Regions from separate parts of the Homo sapiens genome. Here region 2 is linked to region 1. A link is a loop called in an ENCODE intact Hi-C map of the cell type or tissue named here. Cell type or tissue: ovary. All regions are shown on one strand. Each heading gives the region's core, and the rest is flanking DNA. Links, peaks and the distances in the headings are about the cores only.

What was found. Peaks named below come from ENCODE experiments on the same cell type or tissue, not always from the same donor. Only the 100,000 strongest peaks of a DNase experiment are listed, where the experiment ranks them.
Region 2: it touches region 1 in a loop (4-fold over the local background); 8 of 110 quality-filtered maps call a loop at or near these places.

Annotation. Positions count from the first base shown.
Region 1 is chr17:32,868,731-32,871,647 of GRCh38, forward strand. All of the region lies in intron 1 of MYO1D (myosin ID), which reads right to left. Among named protein-coding and RNA genes, the nearest start is that of MYO1D-DT, 6.7 kb to the right of the region's middle. In ovary, for the core only: no CTCF peak of the experiment used is centred there; a DNase peak (open chromatin) is centred at 1,368; H3K27ac peaks cover 702 bases.
Region 2 is chr17:32,946,102-32,949,018 of GRCh38, forward strand. No RefSeq gene overlaps it. Among named protein-coding and RNA genes, the nearest start is that of TMEM98, 19 kb to the left of the region's middle. In ovary, for the core only: no CTCF peak of the experiment used is centred there; no DNase peak of the experiment used is centred there.

The DNA.
Region 1 (2,917 bases), core at 217-2,716:
ATAAGGAAATGAGGCTTAGGGAAGCCTATGGTAAGAGAAGTATGCTCAGCTGAAGCTGAGATTTGAACTTGGTCATTTACGTCTCAGAGCCTGTGCTCTTTCCATGATTCCCTATTGGAAGCATACTTTTGATTCTCTTTTCCCACAAATGCTCAAAACTAAAGTTTGGAAAACATTGTTCTATTCAAGAGATCTTGGCTGGGTTCGGTGGCTCATGCCTGTAATCTCAAAACTTTGGGAGGCTGAGGCGGGCGGATCACTTGAGCTCAGGAGTTTGAGACCAGCCTGACCAACATAGCAAAACCCCATCTCTACTAAAAATACAAAAAAAAAAAAAAATTAGCTGGGAGTGGTGGTACGTGCCTGTAATCCCAGCCACTAGGGAGGCTGAGGCATGAGAATCGCTTGAACCTGGGATGCAGAGGATGCAGTGAGCCAAGATCGCACTACCGCACTCCAGCCTGGGCAACAGAGCGAGGCCCTGTCTCAAAAAAAAAAAGAGATCTAGCCAGTAATTACATTGCAGTTGAACTGAAAGAAGCCTGCTTCCTACAGGAAATAAAACTGTCATCCAAATCAAGGCATCTAATAAATGATAAAGGAGAGACATACAATGCATATTTTAAAATGCTGTTACCCTCTGACCCCATTATGAATATAGTTGGCATTTTTATAGGCCATGTCGGTGAGGCTCATGAACAGGTAATCTACCCAGCGGAGCTGGAGCCACTGCTGACAGTAAAGTTCCCCGACTTAGCAGTGGCTGGGCAATAATACAATGACCCAAACCAGTTCCAGTGGCAGCACCACAAATGGGTACTAGAGAATTATCATTAAATGAGGTCACTCCTAGAGATAGTGTCCATTTTGCTTAGCTGACTCACACTTAGGTGAGAATGTCAACGAACAGCTCTCCACATAGAGCTAATATGGAGATCACTAAATAAACACATTTCTAGCTATATCAGATTCAACATTTTTGTCTCAAAGTTAAGCAAAAAGCCAAAGTGTATCTCTTTAATGTAAAAGTAGTTCCCAAATAAAAAAAAAAAATTAGCCAGGCTTGGTGGTGTGCGCCTGTAGTCCCAGCTACTCAGGAGGCTGAAGTAGGAGGGTTGCTTGAGCTGGGGAAGTCAAGGCTGCAGTGAATCATGATTGTGCCATTGCACTCCAGCCTGGGTGACAGAGTGAGACCTCGTCTAAAAAAAAGAAAAAAGAAAAGTAGATCCCATCAGAACCTGCAATGAAATGAACCAGTAGCAACTTCTAAGTGCTTGATTCCACCCACATCTGGCTCTATTTGGGAACTAAATTCAGCAGAAGTCTCCAGGGTCAAGAAATGACCCTGAATAAAAATAGTCTCGGAAATCTGTCACGGAGTAGGAAAGGAAACCAGGCGGCAGGGTGATTCACTCCAAATGGCAGCTCCAAAACCCAAATTCCCATTTTTGTCCCAATATGAAGCCAATGTACAAAACAGGCAGAGAGCAAACTGTCCTTTTCCAAAGGCCTTCAAAAGAGGTTGCCAAAGAATTTCACATGGAAGCCAAAAAGATTTAGTGTGCCATTCACCTCTCCTATAAATCTAACTAGAGCTATTTCTAACTAGAGCCCTGAACCAATGGCAGGTTTACATTTACTTGAAGACCACCCAGGGTATCTATGGGTTTTTTTCCCTGGCAAGCAAGAGACACCCTTTGTCCCACCAAATTTTCCAAATGACCAAACAGCCACAGAGAAAGAATACAGGGGTGGTGTGGTGAGTATGTGTGTGTCTGTTTCCTGCCTTTCTTCTAATCTATAACTCACTGCCCCAACACACAGTTAAGTTCTATTAAAGTACAGTATTTTGAGAAGATTGTCTGCTAAAAAAAAAAAAAAAGAAAGAAAAAAAAGAAATAATTCCATTGGTTGAAGACCAATCAGCCAACATTTGAGTACTCAGTTAATTCATTTTAAGATGTATTAAACATGGGGAAGGGCAAATTCTGTAGCATCACAGAAAACGCAAAAGGATTAAAGGTAGGTTTGCTTCACAGCCACTCACTTGCACCTTCCCCTTCCAAAGCCTTGCATTTTATTCTGCATTCATGATTTACATTCTTTTTCTTAAAGGTGGTTGCCCCCAAGCATTATGAGGTTCAAAGCACCAGAAAACCTGGATCTACCTCTGAACAGGCTATCTGCCTTTGAGGATTCCATAGGTTGGTGAGGAATATGAATATGATAAATTCTCTGTTATGAATAAATGTCCATGTATCCTGAGAGCACATGAGAATGTGACATTGACCTGTTTTGGGGGATTGGGAAAGATTTCTCACATCTGGTCTTGAAGGATGAGTAAGAGTATGGCAGGCAGGGAATGAGGGCAGAGATGAGGAAAGGAGGACATTCCAGGGGGTGAAAACAGCAAGAGCCAGTGGCTCTCAGCTAGGGATAATATTGCATGCATGTGAGCACAAAGACACCCACCCACACACAACCCCCCCAGGGACTTGTGGCAATGTCTAGAGACATTTTTGGTTGTCATAAATGAAAGAGGAGTGGAGTTGTTGACATCTAGTGAGTAGAGGCCAGGGATGCTTCTAAACATCCTACGACACACAGGACAGCCCCTACAACAAAGTCTAAAATGTCTAAAATGTCAATAGTGACAAGGCTGAAAATCCCAGGTCTAAGCAAAGGTACAAAAGACATACTGTGTTAGATTAAAAAAGAGAAGTTGCATGGAGCTTTGGCATGCACAGTGCTTCAGATGATTGCTTTTATGGAAGACAAAACCCAGTAAGAAAAGAGAGGGTGAAAAATTAAATTTCTGAGAAGCCAAGATATCAGACTGAATAGATGCTTTATTCTCAAAACAGGAACCAATAACAAATAAAGTTAAGAAACTGGACCTCTGGAAGTCTAACGTATA
Region 2 (2,917 bases), core at 236-2,735, 77 kb after region 1:
ACCCTTTGTCATATTTATTGCATATATTTTCACCCAGCTTTGTCATTTGCTTTTTAGTTTTGTTTACAATGGTTTCTGATGTCCAGAAGTTTCAAATTTTGTGTAGTCAAATTTATTGATTTTCTTTTTGTTAGTTATTCCTTCCATTGCTTTTATACTTTCTTATCTAGAGATCAAATAAATATTGAGAGCTGGAGCTATGGAACAAAAGGCACATAATAATATTCACATGTTAGGTGTAGTGGCAGAAAAAAACAACAGGGTAGAAAAAACCCAAACCTTCCTTTATCCACCCCAAATCCACCCCAATCCACCCAAATCCTGTGGGAACAGTCACAGGTCAAAGAAATAGACAAGAATGGTGAGGAGAGGAAGGGAACACCTTGAAGGACGAGTAGGAGCTGGTCAGGCATACAGGGTGTGTGGGAGTAGCACAGAAAGGAAGCTGCATGTCCCAAGGTAGAGGATGAAGAGACAAGCATGTCTGAGTGCGGGGGATGCAGGGCAGAGAAAAGCCACACAATTTCTGCTCTCATGAGATTGTAGTCTGGTGAGGAAAGACATACATTAAACAAAATGTTGCTTAAATAAATGTAAAATGAAAACTTTAAAAGTGTTGTAAGAAAATAATTTGAATCTTATGAGAGATTATAAGGGAAACTGATCTATCTAGATGTCAAGGAAGGCTTCCAGTAAGAGGATCTTTGATATACTATCTGGAGGATAAGTAGGAGTCCAGAGGTGAAGAAGTGGATGTATGAGAAACTGTACATGTAAAGGCCCTTTGGCAGAAGGACAAGAACTGAGACCAGGCCAGTGTGACTGAAGAGCAGAGCAGACAGGGAAGAAGGCCAGGTGAAAATGGGGGAGGGACTGAATCATGCCAGACATTGCAGGCCATGTGAAGGACTTTGGTCTTTCTCTGAAGAGTGATGAGAACCCATTCAAATGGTTTATTCAGATCTGGTGGGTTTTGATTAGAGGTGGAGACATAATCAGATTTGTATTTTGAGAAGATCCTTTTGCCTTCTACGTGGAGAACCAATAGGAGGAGGCTGGAGCAGATAGGAGCTGCCTGATGCTGCTGCAGCAGTCTAGGTGAGAGATGATGGTAGCTTGGTCTAGGCAGGGAGAGGAAGATGGAAAGGGGAGTGGAGCATTTGAGAAATGTTTAGGAAGTAAAATAAATAGAATTTGGGTGGATTGGATATGGGACAGTGATGCAAGATAATAGCGTGCCAAGAAAGACTCCTAGGTTTCAAGTTTGCACACTTATATGGGGGTGACAGTTTGGGGCTAGGGGTCACTGGTACAGGAAGCACCAGAAGAGGATCAGGTTTGGGGACGAGTTTAAAGTCATCCGTTTTGGAGTTGAAGAGTTTGCGGTGCATTTGAGATATCTGAGTTGAGTTAGAGATATAATGGTTGGAGCTCAGAAAAGACTGGGCTGAAGGCTTTTCATTAAGTTATTAAGAGAGTTTTGGCCATGGGTGCAATCCTAGGGAGAGAGTGTGGAGTGAAAATTGCAGAGGGGTGTGAGATACTCTTAACATCGAATATGATACTGGGCCAGTTCAAAGCTCTGTACTGTTATGTTGATGGCTAAATGAAATTGCATATGCCCAGTTCCTGGCACACAGTAGGCACTCAGTAAATATTAAATATATCTCCTTTTTCTCCTTTGTTTCTCTGCTCCCTTTATTCTATTTCTCTCTCTTTTCTGGCTCTATGTATTACAGCCAGAGACTCAAGCTGACTTCTTTCAACTTCCCCAGGGTACCTAGTGCACAAACCTGGCATACATCGCTCTCCTCCAAGACCCAGCCTGGGAGAGCCTACCTCTTGAGAGCTGTCTCAAGCTGAAGTAAGTTTAGTTACCAATGATCAGTGCTCAGAGAGCCAGTTTTTTTTTTTCCTTCCCTTCCTTCCTTCCTTCCTTCCTTCCTTCCTTCCTTCCTTCCTTCCTTCCTTCCTTCCTTCCTTCCTTTCATTTGTTCTTTTTTCTAGATGGGATCTCACTCTGTTACCCAGGCTAGAGTGCAGTGGCATGATCTCTCAGCTCACTGCAACCTCCGCCTCCTGGGCTCAATCAATCCTCCCACCTCAGCCTCCTGTGTAACTGGGACTACAGGTGCATGCCACCACACCTGGCTAATTTCTGTATTTTTTTTTGTAGATATGGGGTTTTACCATGTTGCCCAGGCTGGTCTCAAACTCCTGAGCTCAAGCGATCTGCCCACCTTGGCTTCCCAAAGTGCTGGGATTACAGGCATGAGCCACTGCCCCTGTCCGAGAGCTAATTTTCTTAGGACACACAGCAACTTCTACTGGATGATCGCACCTTAGAATGATAATTATGTCACCTTGCATTTCCAGAACATTTTGTATTTTTTCAGAGAGTTTTCACAGTGATTATCTCAGTTGTTCATCAAAGGATTTTTCATTATGAACTGCATTTGCGTATTTTATTTACCTATAATCCTTTCCCCGCTGCTGAAACAATAGCATTCTGAGCAAACATGCATATGGCTAACAAATCCACTCTTATTCATAAGATTTCTTTTTCTTGTTTTCCCATTTTATTTTTAAATCATGATTTTTATCTTCCAGGCCATATTCTTTCACACATTTTTGTTATTCTCAAACTCATGATTTCATTCTTTCTCTTCTGATTTGGCACGTGCCCTCTTCATCTCCTCTCACCGACGAGGGTTCTGGCCCCTAACGCCCATTGTTCCAGTACATTCAGAGACTCACGTTTCTGACTCCTCTCCACCTCATTCCTCTCTGAGGCAAGTGCTGTTTATTCTGCATTGAAGCTTCATATTACCTTTAACTAGAGATTTGTTATGCAAGACAACCTCATGATCGTGCAGCCTCATGCAGATTTTTCCTTTGCCCTGGCATCTTGAAGATT